2 separate regions of the Homo sapiens genome follow, and region 1 is linked to region 2. Evidence: read pairs that join two places in POLR2A ChIA-PET (ENCODE). Cell type or tissue: Caco-2. All regions are shown on one strand. Links, peaks and the distances in the headings refer to the core of each region. The heading gives the core; the rest is flanking DNA. Region 1 overlaps ZNF337 (zinc finger protein 337). Region 2 overlaps GINS1 (GINS complex subunit 1).

The links. ChIA-PET counts read pairs that join two places held together with the same protein. Peaks named below come from ENCODE experiments on the same cell type or tissue, not always from the same donor. Only the 100,000 strongest peaks of a DNase experiment are listed, where the experiment ranks them.
Region 1: POLR2A ChIA-PET joins it to region 2 with 5 read pairs; 2 of 35 experiments call an interaction of 5 or more read pairs at or near these places.

The regions. Positions count from the first base shown.
Region 1 is chr20:25,683,700-25,690,051 of GRCh38, reverse strand. ZNF337 (zinc finger protein 337) reads left to right here. Exons shown (of 5, transcript NM_015655.4): 2 at 3,586-3,661; 3 at 3,930-4,056; 4 at 4,390-4,485. The coding sequence starts at 3,635. Among named protein-coding and RNA genes, the nearest start is that of ZNF337, 10 kb to the left of the region's middle. RefSeq lists an enhancer at 4,248-4,307. In Caco-2, for the core only: no CTCF peak of the experiment used is centred there; a DNase peak (open chromatin) is centred at 3,796.
Region 2 is chr20:25,411,687-25,418,038 of GRCh38, reverse strand. GINS1 (GINS complex subunit 1) reads right to left here. Exons shown (of 7, transcript NM_021067.5): 2 at 4,185-4,249; 3 at 837-935. Among named protein-coding and RNA genes, the nearest start is that of GINS1, 7.2 kb to the right of the region's middle. In Caco-2, for the core only: no CTCF peak of the experiment used is centred there; no DNase peak of the experiment used is centred there.

The DNA of each region.
Region 1 (6,352 bases), core at 2,527-5,026, 270 kb before region 2:
AGCCTCCCAAAGTGCTGGGATTACAGGAATAAGCCACTGTGCCCAGCCAGCTGCCTTCTGTTTTTAATGTGGCTTTTTCTTGATTGGGCAGTTTCTTGAATGCTGGGGACTTTTGAGTATTTTCAAATGAAGTTAGCTCCTATAAGATTATTTTAGCCAATTTTTTGGTAAGCATAGAATTAGCAATATGATTAATGCTTTTTCTGTAAACTAGTGTTATGAAAAATCTCAAATGGGTAGCAAAATTGGGAGATGGTAATAGGAATCCCCATGTTGCCTTCATCCAGATTTGATCATTTTAAAACCATGGGTAGTTCTGTTAGATTTATCCCTTCCCCCTGTTTATGTGCCAAAGTATTTCAAACAAATCCAGATGTCTTGTTATTTTACCCATATATACTTGATCTCTGAGAGGATTTTTAATCAGTGTTGAGGTGTAACTTGCATACCGTAAGAAGCACTGCTTTTAACTGTATAATGAGTTTTGACTCTTTAAAGTATACACAGGTCACTTATCACCTCAATCAAGATACAGAACATTTCAACAAGAGTTCTCATGTGCCCTTACATGTAATCATTCCAGAGGAAAATAGTCAAGAATTCTCACCAAAATATGGACAAGTAGTATCCAGCAATACATGAAAAGGATGATATATTCTAGCCAAATAGAGTTTGTTCCCAAAAAACCGAGGATAGAGTGAACATAGAGTAAGCAACCTGTGGAGATATTTAACTTTTTTTTTTTCTTGATGCGGAGTCTTGCTCTGTTGCCCAGGCTGGAGTGCAGTGGCACGGTCTCCGCTCACTGCAAGCTCTGCCTCCCACGTTCACACCATTCTCCTGCCTCAGACTCCTGAGTAGCTGGGACTACAGGCGCTCGCCACCACACCCGACTAATTTTTTTTTTTTTTTTTTTTGTGACGGAGTCTCACTCTTGCTCAGGCTGGAGCGCAGTGGCGCGATCTCGGCTCACTGCAAGCTCTGCCTCCCGGGTTCACGCCATTCTCCTGCCTCAGCCTCCCGAGTAGCTGGGACTACAGGCGCCGCCACCACTCCCGGCTATTTTTTGTATTTTTTTGTATTTTCAGTAGAGACGGGTTTCACGGTGTTAGCCAGGACGGTCTCAATCTCCTGACCACGAGGAGGAGGCCCGCCTCAGCCTCCCAAAGTGCTAGGATTACAGGCGTGAGCCACCGCGCCCGGCAGAGATACTTACCCTTACTTAACCTATCTGTAGTTCTCCGCTTAGGAACAAAAGGAAAGGTAGCTTCTTGGATGAATCAGCTTTCAGCTTAATATTTTTCTTTTGGCAGAGTGGTTTGGGTTCCAACGTTTTTATTTTCCTTTCACTGCTTTCAGGGAGCAAAAGAGAAAAACCTACATTACTATCTTAATGCAGAAAAATACTTGATAACATTTCACACCTATTCAGGGTAAAAATTCTCAGTAAATGAGGAATAGAAAGAATTTCCCTTAATGAAACAAAGGTTATGTGTGACAGCCTGGCTGCAATCATCATATTTAATGGTGAAGTGTGTTCACACTAAGATCAGGAACAAGCATTAATGTTGATTCTTATCACTCTTATTTAGCATTATCCTAGAATAACTAGCTAACCTGTTAAGGTATTAAAAAGGAATAAAAGGCATAAACGTTGAAACAGAAAAAAAAATTTTTTATTCACAGAAGATGTGAGTATGTACATGGAAGAATAGTTAAACAACTAGATACTAGTAACACACAGTTTAGGAACTTCAGAAAATAAGGTCAGTATTTTTAAAAAGCACTTGTATTTCTGTAACCTAGCAGCAAACAGTTAAAAAATGAAATACATATTTATACTACCATCAAAAACAACATATTTAAACTTCTAAGAGTAAATGTAGGGGAATATCTTTGTGACTTTGGAATAGGTAAAGATAGCACAGATGGGACATGAAAGGTAAACTATTTATGTAAGTATATAGAAAGAAATAACAAAAATGTTTTAAATCACCTTTCAACTGCCGTCAGAGGAAGAAATTTCACTGTTTTTCTTCTCCAACTACATGTAAACCAAAAAGTATCAGAGTCAAGTACCAATTTAGATGTTTATTTTGCCACAGTTGAGGACATGCCACAGAAAGAGGCCAGTGGCTTTCCCCAAAGATGAGTTTGAGAGCCTCATTGTTTAAAAAGGAAAAGTAGGCTGGAGGGGAAAGAGGAAAGGTGTGGTAATCCACCTGTGACAAGAGAAAAGGAGCAGGTAGGAAAATAGTTATGCATTCATCTCACACTCAGTAAATCAGCACTTTACATAAGATACGGTGTGCATAGAGTAGCTACTATGGAGATATTTAACGTTTTATCTGTAGCTATCTCCTTAAGAACAAAAGGAAAGGCAGCTTCTTGCATGACTTAGCTTTCAGCTTAATGTTTTTCCTTTTGGCAGAGTGGACTGGGGTCCCTAGTTTTATTTTCTTTTCATAACACCATAGTATTTGTTCACTTCTGTCTCAAAGTTACTGGCTAGTGGATGTATGCTGTGTTCATCATAATCACCACATGATAGCATCTTTGTTCCTTCACATTTCCTTCTTTTCACCCCTATATGTCTGTGTTTTTAATTTTATTTTTTTAGTCAAAACATTCACTTAAAAGTATAGTGAATACTCTAATGAAATCATTACACCCACCACTTTAATTTACAGTTCTTTTCCTGTATTTCTACTGGAATTTTTTTCAAAAAATTCGGAGAAAATAATATAATGAACCCAGTACACATTATTCAGTTCTAAAAATTATGAAGTGTGGCCAGTAATGCTCAATTGACTTTTGAGGGTGAGAAGGGGTGTTTAAGCACATCCAGACATCATTTTCACTCATGAATGTTCCAAAAGTTTGTATACAAGGAAGGGCTCATGTTTTTAAAACCCAAAATACTTTTATAACAACAAAATTAATGTTTGATAATCTAATATCCAATTAGTGTTCAGATTTCACTGGCTGTTAATACTCCTCACATATTCTTTGTTGCAATCAGGATCCAAATTGCATTGGATCACTCATTGCCTTAGATTAACCATGTGTCTGAGGACTTTTATTCCTGACAGCTCACACTCCCCATGCTATTAATTTGTTAAAGGCTTTGGTGTTGTACAGTACTGAATAACTGCCAATGCCATCTGCCTGTGGCCTTCTCAAGTTTGTCTGCACCTGTGGTTATCCTGACTTCAAACCCGGGGAGACAGAGGCTAGAAGAGGCAGACAGCTCTTGTGTATTCTGTCCAGTGCAAAGAACACCTGGAACTCTGAGCCCTAACCTTAAATGCAAGACCTCATCTGCAGGTGTTCCTCATCCTTTTAGCCCCTCAGTGATGTAAGCAACAAACGTCACCCAGCTCCTGGGGCACACTTCACTCCCAGATGAGCTTGTCCTGGATTTGCAGGGAGCCTGGCTCCCTAGACCTTTTGGCCAGATCCCCACAGGGGAATTGTGCAGGTGCGCCCTCCCCAGATCCCCAGTTGGTATTGGAATCACACCAACTGTCACACATGGGGAGGGCAGCTGCACCCAGCCACCCTCTGACTTCTCTCCTCCCACAGATTGGCCATCTGCAAGCTTCCCTTCTCCGTGGAGAGCAGGAAGACAGTCATGGGACCTCAGGGAGCCAGGAGACAGGTGAGACTTCCCAGAACTGTCGTTCTTGCTGTCACAGGATGGGCCCATTTCCTTCACTGGCCCTAGCAGTTACATTATTAGCACAGGACCAAGGCCAGCACCGCTCCTGGGGAGTGATCTGTCTTTCCTGGCGTCCTCCAGCAGGTGACTGGCCTGTGGGTGTCACTCATCAAGTAGTGATCTGTGTACAGATGGCAGAACCTGGAATCCTCCAACTGCGTGAGTGCAACACTGTCCCTGGTGAGCATGCCTGGGTTTTGTGTTACAGGCTTTCTTGGCATTTGGGGATGTCACTGTGGATTTCACCCAGAAGGAATGGAGGCTGCTGAGCCCTGCTCAGAGGGCCCTGTACAGGGAGGTGACACTGGAGAACTACAGCCACCTGGTCTCACTAGGTAAGCGTGGCTTCCCTCGAGCCTAACATTTGGCCTGTGGTGCCTCTGATGTTGCCATAGGGTTAGGTTCAGAGACAAGAATGTTGTTTTCTCTATTCCCCTGAGGAAGGTCTGGCTTTGGTAAAGTTTCATACTGACTGCCACTGGGCACCTGCAGGCCTTTCCCCACACTGGGGCTCCCCCTGGGGGTTTGTACTCTGAGCATGGTAGACAGGGTCCTCCTGAGCCTTCCCCCTCTGATTCTCCCTCCCTTCCTGCCCTGGGTGGCTCCAGCAAATGGCCCGTGGAGCCTACAACCAGGAGTCACCTCATGGTTTTTTTCCCTGTGAGCAGGAATTCTCCATTCTAAACCAGAACTCATCAGGCGGCTAGAGCAAGGGGAAGTGCCCTGGGGAGAAGAGAGAAGACGCCGGCCAGGCCCCTGTGCAGGTGAGGGGATAGACAGGGCAGACAGAGCACAAGGCACTCCGCCTTTCAGGAGGGAGGAGGCTTCTCTGAGGCCAGGGGACCTGGAAGCTGTTCTGGCCTCCTTGGCTGCTCTTCAGACCACCTGGCCCTGCCTTCCTTCCAGTCCTTGCTGAGTGAGAGGTTCTCCTGAGGTCCCTGGACTCCTTCTCCCAGGAAGCCTCCTTTCCCCCTACTTGCTAGACTTCTTTCTCCCACTCAATCTCCTCATTTGTGACTTTCCTCGTGACTGCCCGACTGCAAGCCTAAGTCTATTGCCCCTTCCTGATACTGTCCAGGTATTCCTATTTTAGCTTCTTTTTGTTTTGTTTTGTTTTGTTTTTTAATTATTTTTCTGTGTAAGTAAATATAAATTTTTTGATACAATTTGCATCTCATTCTTCTATATACTGATTTTCTTTTTTTTTTTTAATTTAAGTTCTGGGGTATATGTGCACAACATGCAGGTTTGTTACATAGGTATACATGTGCCATGTTGGTTTGCTACATCCATCAACTCGTCATTTACATTAGGTGTTTCTCCTAATGCTATCCTCTCCCCTGCCCCCTACCCCCCAACATGCCCCAGTGTGTGATGTTCCCCTCCCTGTGTCCATGTGTTTTCATGGTTCAACTCCCACTTATGAGTGAGAACATATAGTGTTTGATTTTTCTCTTCTTGTGTTACTCTGCTGAGAATGATGGTTTCCAGTTTCATCCATGATCCTGCAAAGGACATGAACTCATCCTTTTTTATGGCCACATAGTATTCTATGGTATATATGTGCCACATTTTCTTTATCCAGTCTATCATTGATGGGCATTTGGGTTGGTTCCAAGACTTTGCTATTGTGAAAAGTGCTGCAGTAAACATACCTCTGCATGTGTCTTTATAGTAGAATGATTTATAATCCTTCGGGTATATACCCAGTAATGGCATTGCCGGGTCAAATGGTATTTCTAGTTCTAGATCCTTGAGGAATCGCCACACTGTCTTCCACAATGGTTGAACTAATTTACACTCCCACCAACAGAGGAAAAGCATTCCTATTTCTCCACATCCTCTCAAGCATCTGTTGTTTCCTGACTTTTTAATGATCGCCATTCTAACTGGCGTGAGATGGTATCTCATTGTGGTTTTGATTTGCATTTCTCTTTTTTTAATTTTTTTTAATATTTTTTATTTATTTGTATTATTATTATACTTTAAGTTTTAGGGTACATGTGCACAATGTGCAGGTTAGTTACATATGTATACATGTGCCATGCTGGTGTGCTGCACCCATTAACTCGTCATTTAGCATTAGGTATATCTCCTAGTGCTATCCCTCCCCCCTCCCCCCACCCCACAACAGTCCCCAGAGTGTGATGTTCCCCTTCCTGTGTCCATGTGTTCTCATTGTTCAATTCCCATCTATGAGTGAGAACATGCGGTGTTTGGTTATTTGTCCTTGAGATAGTTTGCTGAGAATGATGGTTTCCAACTTCATCCATGTCCCTGTAAAGGACATGAACCCATCATTTTTTACGGCTGCATAGTATTCCATGGTGTATATGTGCCACATTTTCTTAATCCAGTCTATCATTGTTGGACATTTGGGTTGGTTCCAAGTCTTTGCTATTGTGTATAGTGCTGCAATAAACATACGTGTGCATGTGTCTTTATAGCAGCATGATTTATATTCCTTTGGGTATATACCTGGTAATGGGATGGCTGAGTCAAATGGTATTTCTAGTTCTAGATCCCTGAGGAATCGCCACACTGACTTCCACAATGGTTGAACTAGTTTACAGTCCCACCAACAGTGTAAAAGTGTTCCTATTTCTCCACATCCTCTCCAGCACCTGTTGT
Region 2 (6,352 bases), core at 1,557-4,056:
GCCCCTGATGCAAACACACCAGCTCTAAACAGACATCTTAGGGAAAACAAGAAGAACATGAACACAGTCTGAGAGTCGACCTGAAGGCACTGTCCACTCCTCCACGTGTGACAGCAGCACAGTAGTCCTGGGAAAAAGGTCCCTAAGGTCCTTATTTCTTTCTTTCCCCCGCCTTTTTTTGTTTGAGACAGAGTTTTGCTCTTGTCACCCAGCCTGGAGTGCAATGGCACGATCTCCGTTCACTACAACCTCTGGCTCCCAGATTCAAGCAATTCTCCTGCCTCAGCCTCCCAAGTAGCTGAGATTAGGCACCCGCTACCACTCCCAGCTAATTTTTGTATTTTTAGTAGAGACAGGGTTTCACCATGTTGGCCAGGCTGGTCTCGAACTCCTGATCCCAGATGATCCACCCGCCTTGGCCTCCAAAATTGCTGGGATTATAGGCATGAGCCACTGTGCCTGGCCAAAGGTCCTTATTTCTAAGACAAAGAAAAAATAGTAAGAACACTACCGTATTCAGTAGTGAAAGACCGTGATGCACTTAAATAGTGTGGCACCAACAAGTGAAACACGATGAAAAAAATATGGCAAAATAATAAAAATTGTTAAAACCATATGATAGCTCCACTGGGGTTCATTATAGTATTATTCTCCCTACTTTTAAAAGTGTTGTGATTTTTCATAATAAAAAATTAAAAAAATGAAAACACAGAGGAAAAATTTAGAATGCTTACAAAGAGAGAGAGATCTAAGATTTCATGTTACCCATTTGAGATGGTCAACTGGGAAGCCACACAGAAAATCCTGCCACCCCAAGCAAAAACTGAGAAGCTTACAGGTATGCTACAGTGCAGCGTCGATTTCTTAACAGAGAACAGTGTCGAAATTTGATAGTTGGTATCAAATCACTTCGTCCACCTGACTTTGCTTCATTCCTGATAGGAGCATTTAAAAAGAAAAAAAATATGTACTTTTCAGGATAAGTAAAATTTTCAAAGCCAACTAACAACTGAGTTACATGCTTGTTTTTAATCCATTTGTGATTAGCAGTTAACCTAAGCAAATAATAACTATTTGTACATCAGAGCTTTTATTAATATGTTAAAAAGCCAAAACCTAAACAACTTGCCTAAGATCATGCTACCAGATACATTTTGTTTAGGCATTTGGTACTTTGCATTTTTGCACACTGATTAATCTCTATTCTTTCTAAAAGACACTGTGTTATTCACTTTTCAGGATTCCATTATCACGCTGAGATAAGAGACAAAGCTAACATGATGGACATGAGGTTATGGTCTTACGTCATGTCGCTATTCTACATAGTACCTCCCTTCCAGTGGAGCTTCCAAATCCTCATTATAACAAAGTGAGGTAAAATGGAGTCAAAATGGTCTTTCACTCATCTTACAAATATCTGTTGATCTCCAAATACGTGTACGTACTATACTTCAGTATTTCTCACACTGAAAATTTTGGTTTTACCCTATAAAAAGTACATGTAACTTTTGAATGAATAAGAATCTACTTTGGAGTTTTTAAGCAACCATATGCATATAAAAAGAATTCATTCATGTAGTGCCTGCCTCTATGCCAGGCACTGTGCTAGGCCCTGATAATACAGGCAAAATACATGTCCCATCCTGTCATGTCTTCTAGGGCTGTTCTATATACTTCTGCCACCCTATGAAAGTCTGATGAAACTAGGAAGGTGGAATAAAGAATTTTGGATCATGAATTTGCGAATGGCATAAACACAGAGAATACAAGAAAATCATTCCCTTACTGAACCAAGGCCTATAGGGTCTCCTCCAAAACATTTATAACCTTCTCACTTTCTACCAAGTCTGGGTCACCTCTCTAGTAACCTGGTGACCAGCTTCCCCCACCTCTCAGCCCCTCCACACAGCAACCAGCATTATCTTTTAAGACACAAACACACCACCACCTGTCCACACTTACACCTCATCTGGTGTCATCCTTTGCCACTTGCCAAACTCCAGCCACATAGGTCTTCTTTAAGTGTCAGTTTCTTGAGTGCCCCATTCTCTTCCATGATTCAGGGGCTTTTGCATATGCTGTTCCCTCCACCTAGAATGTTCTATGCCCACAGTCACTGCCTCCCTAAGACTTGCATCTCCTGCAGGCCTCAGCTGAAATGTCTCCTCTTTGGAGAGAAGTTCCCTGATTCCTCAATTTAAGCTAGACCTTCTATTCATTTTTCTTTCTCCTTGCACTCTTCTGATTTCCTTCATAGCATGAATCCCAATTTGGCATATCTATATTTCATGTCTGTCTTCTGCACTAGACAGTGAGCGCCAGGGACAGGCATCTTTTTTTTTTTTTTTTTTTTGAGATGGAGTTTCGCTATTGTTGCCCAAGCTGGAGTGCAATGACGCGATCTCGACTCACCACAACCTCCGCCTCCCAGGTTCAAGCGATTCTCCTGCCTCAACCTCCGGAGTAGCTGGGATTACAGGCATGCGCCACCACGCATGGCTAATTTTGTATTTTTCGTAGACAGGGTTTCACCATGTTGGTCAGGCTGGTCTCGAGCTCCTGACCTCAGATGATCCACCCGCCTCGGCCTCCCAAAGTGCTGGGACTACAGGCATGGGCCACACTGTGCCCAGCCCGGGAAAGCCATCTTGACTGTTGTTTACCACTGAAATAGCACAGCCACTTATTGATACATATTTGTTTAGTACATATTTGAGTAAATCAATGAATGGCTTAGGGACTTGAGTTCAGGACTTTAAATCTGCCTTATATTTACTGCAAATCTGTTGAGGTTCACTTCCTCAGTCCACCTGTAAAGATTTTTCTGTATCTCTCCTTATACACAGGAGTTGGAAATGCTCCTATCATTTTATGTGCCTCACAAATCTTACCAGCCATAACACTGATTTCTATATTCAAGTAACTGATAAAAACACTGTAGCGAACAAGCCCAAAGAGGAAACCTCATGTCACAGACAGTTGAGACCCTGAATACTTCAACTTTGATCCAGTACTTGACTCCCTTTGGTGTCGCACAGGAACATACGAAGTTTGTCATACGCCCAAATTCTCCACTGTGCCAGCTACCATGCTCAGTTCTAAAGAGTCAATAAATCTAGTCACCTCTCTGGACCTACTACACTGAAACCTTTTATAGCTAGTTCTCAGAGAACTCCACTCAAACTATCAGAAATCACTGCTGCTCCTATTTATATCCATTTAATAAACTGCCTATTCTTCCTTTAACAAACTCACTAAGGCAACTGTTGATAAAAATATAAACAGTGGGAACCATGTATTTCACTTTGTTAGGTTTTTATTTTTATTTATTATTTTTAAAGATGGAGATCTCCTTCTGTCACCCAGGCTAGGGTGCAGTAACGTGATCATAGCTCACTGCAGCCTCAAACCCCTGCACTCAAGCAAGCCTCTCACCTTACCCTGCTGAGTAGCTAAGACTCCAGGTGTGTGCCACCACACCCAGCTAATTTTTATTTTTTTAATAGAGACAGAGTCCTGCTATATGTCCAGGCTCCTGGCCTCAACTGATCCTTTTGCCTTGGCCTCCCAAAGCACAGGGATTTATAGCCATGAGCCACCGTGTCCAGCCTATTTTTATTTTTTATTTTAGGGTATGTCATTTATTTTAGGTCCACTCTAATTCCTTTCAACTCTTATCAGCCAAACAACAGATATTTATTAAGCAGTGATCAGCACAAATTTCTTCAGACTTTTGCTAATTTGTACAGCTAGAGCAGATAATTTTACAGATAATTTTTAAAAATCGCATCCCAAAACTAATGCAAGGTTATCTGATTTCAACATCTTTTTTTTTTTTTTTTTTTTTTTGGAGACAGAGTCTTGCCCTATCGCCAGGCTGGAGTGAAGTGGTGCAATCTCAGCTCACTGCAACCTCCACCTCCCGGGTACAAACAGTTCTCCTGCCTCAGCCTCCTGAGTAGCTGGGATTACAGGCACCCACTACCACACCCGGTTAATTTTTGTATTTTTAGTAGAGACAAGGTTTCACCATGTTGGCCAAGCTGATCTCAAACTCCTGACCTCGTAATCCGCCCGCCTCAGCCTCCCAAAGTGCTGGGATTACAGGCGTGAGCCACCGCGCCCGGCCAATTTCAACATCTTAATTATTGAATTGTTTTAGAATATCATCTTATGAAACTTACACATCAGACTGGTTTTGTTCATACAAAGCTTTCATCTCCTCCAGAACTTGTCTGAGTCCATCCTCCTAGAACATATAAACCGATATTGAAATCCACTGATTTCCCCACCAATTCTGTGGCAATATGCTATCAATACTGAACTGTATCTTTCATTTATATACTTTAGCAAAAAGCAATAGTCCTTTCACACCCCACTAGCATGGTTATAACAAGTGTTGGTGAGATGCGGAGAAACTGGAACCCTCGTACATTGCTGGTGGGAATGTAAAACGGTATAGCCCTGTGGGCAAAAACTTGACAGTTCCTCAAAAGCTACACACAGAATTACCATATGACTCAGTAATTTTACTCCTAGGTGTATATATATACTCAAGAAAACAGAAAACACATGTTTTTTGCAGCATTATTCATAACAATAAAAATGTAGAAACAACCCAAACGTCCATCAAATGATAGATGGATAAACCTTCCACTTATCTGAAAAATCTAATATAATAAAAAGAATGGGTCAAGGGTGGTGGCTCATGCCTGTAATCCCAGCGCTTTGGAAGGCTGAGGCGGGTGGATCACCTGAGGTCAGAAGTTCAAAACCAGCCTGGTCAACATGGTGAAACCCCGTCTCTCCTAAATATACAAAAATTAGCCAGGCGTGGTGACAGGCTGTAATCCCAGCTATTCAGGAGGCTGAGGCAGGGGAAATCGCTTGAACCCGGGTTGCAATGAGCCAAGATCATGCCATTGCACTCCAGCCTGAGCAACAAGAGCGAAACTTCGTCTCAAAGAAAAAAAAAAAAAAAATGAACTACTGACAACATACACAACAATGAGGATAATCTGAAATACGTTATACTGAGCAAGAGATGCCTGACACAAGAGTTTACATGAAATGATTCCCTCTGGCCCTTCACAGGAAAAGTTTGCCAAAAAGAATAATATCATCTGTAGTCAGAGAAAGCAAATTCATGGTTGCCTAAGGCTATAGGTGGGAGGTAGCTACAAAAGGGGGGCAAAGTTACAGAAATCTTTTTTAATTTTTTTATTTTTGTGGGTACACAGTAGGTATGTATATTTATGGGTTATATGAGATATTTTGATAATTACAGAAATCTTGATCAGGGTGCTGGTTATAAAGATGTACATATTAGTCAAAATTCAAAAATCTATTAAAATACACATGTTGTATGTAAATTATACATCAATAAAATTGACGAACAAAGATATCAATCGTCCTACTGAAGCATGAGGTATAAAGAAAAATATGTAAATAATTCATAATTTACTAAAAAATGGTCTTTTTTTTTAGATGGAGTCTCACACTGTCGCCTGGGCTGGAGTGCAATGGTGCAATCTCGGCTCACTGCAACCTCTGCCTCCTGGGTTCAAGCAATTCTCCTGTCTCAGCCTCCCGAGTAGCTGGGATTACAGGCGCCCACCACCACGCCTGGCTAATTTTTTGTATTTTTAGTAGAGACGGGGTTTCACTATATTGGCCAGGCTGGTCTTGAACTCCTGACCTCGGGTGATCCACCCGCCTCAGCCTCCCAAAGTGCTGGGATTACAGGGATGAGCCACTGGGCCCAGCTTAAAAGTGATCTTAAAAGGTTAATACCAAAAGAAAGAAAAAGGAATAGTGTTTTTGGTTTGCACTGCAAAAACCGGCCATAGGAGTTTTTCTAGTATCCAGTTTCGGGCAAATTTTCCCTTGGAAAAATAAAACATTAGAATTCTGATTTTTTTCGTTGTTGTTGAGATGAAGTCTCACTCTGTGGCCCAGGTTGGAGTGCAGTAGTGCGATCTCAGCTCACTGCAACCTCTGCCTCCCAGGTTTAAGTGATTCTCTTGCCTCAGCCTCTCGAGTAGCTGGGACTACAGGTGTGCACCAGCAATGCCCAGCTAATTTTTTTTTTTTTTGAGACGGAGTTTTGTTCTTGTCACCCAGGCTGGAGTACAATGGTGCAATCTTGGCTCACTGCAACCTCCGTCTCCCGGGTCCAAGCAATGATTCTCCTGCCTTAGCCTCTCAAGTAGCTGGGATTACAGGTGCCCATCACGTCCAGCTAATTTTTGTATTTTTAGTAGAGACAGGGTTTCACCATGTTCACCAGGTTGGTCTCGAACTCCTGACCTCAGGCAATCCACCCACCTCAGCCTCCCAAAGTGCTAGGATT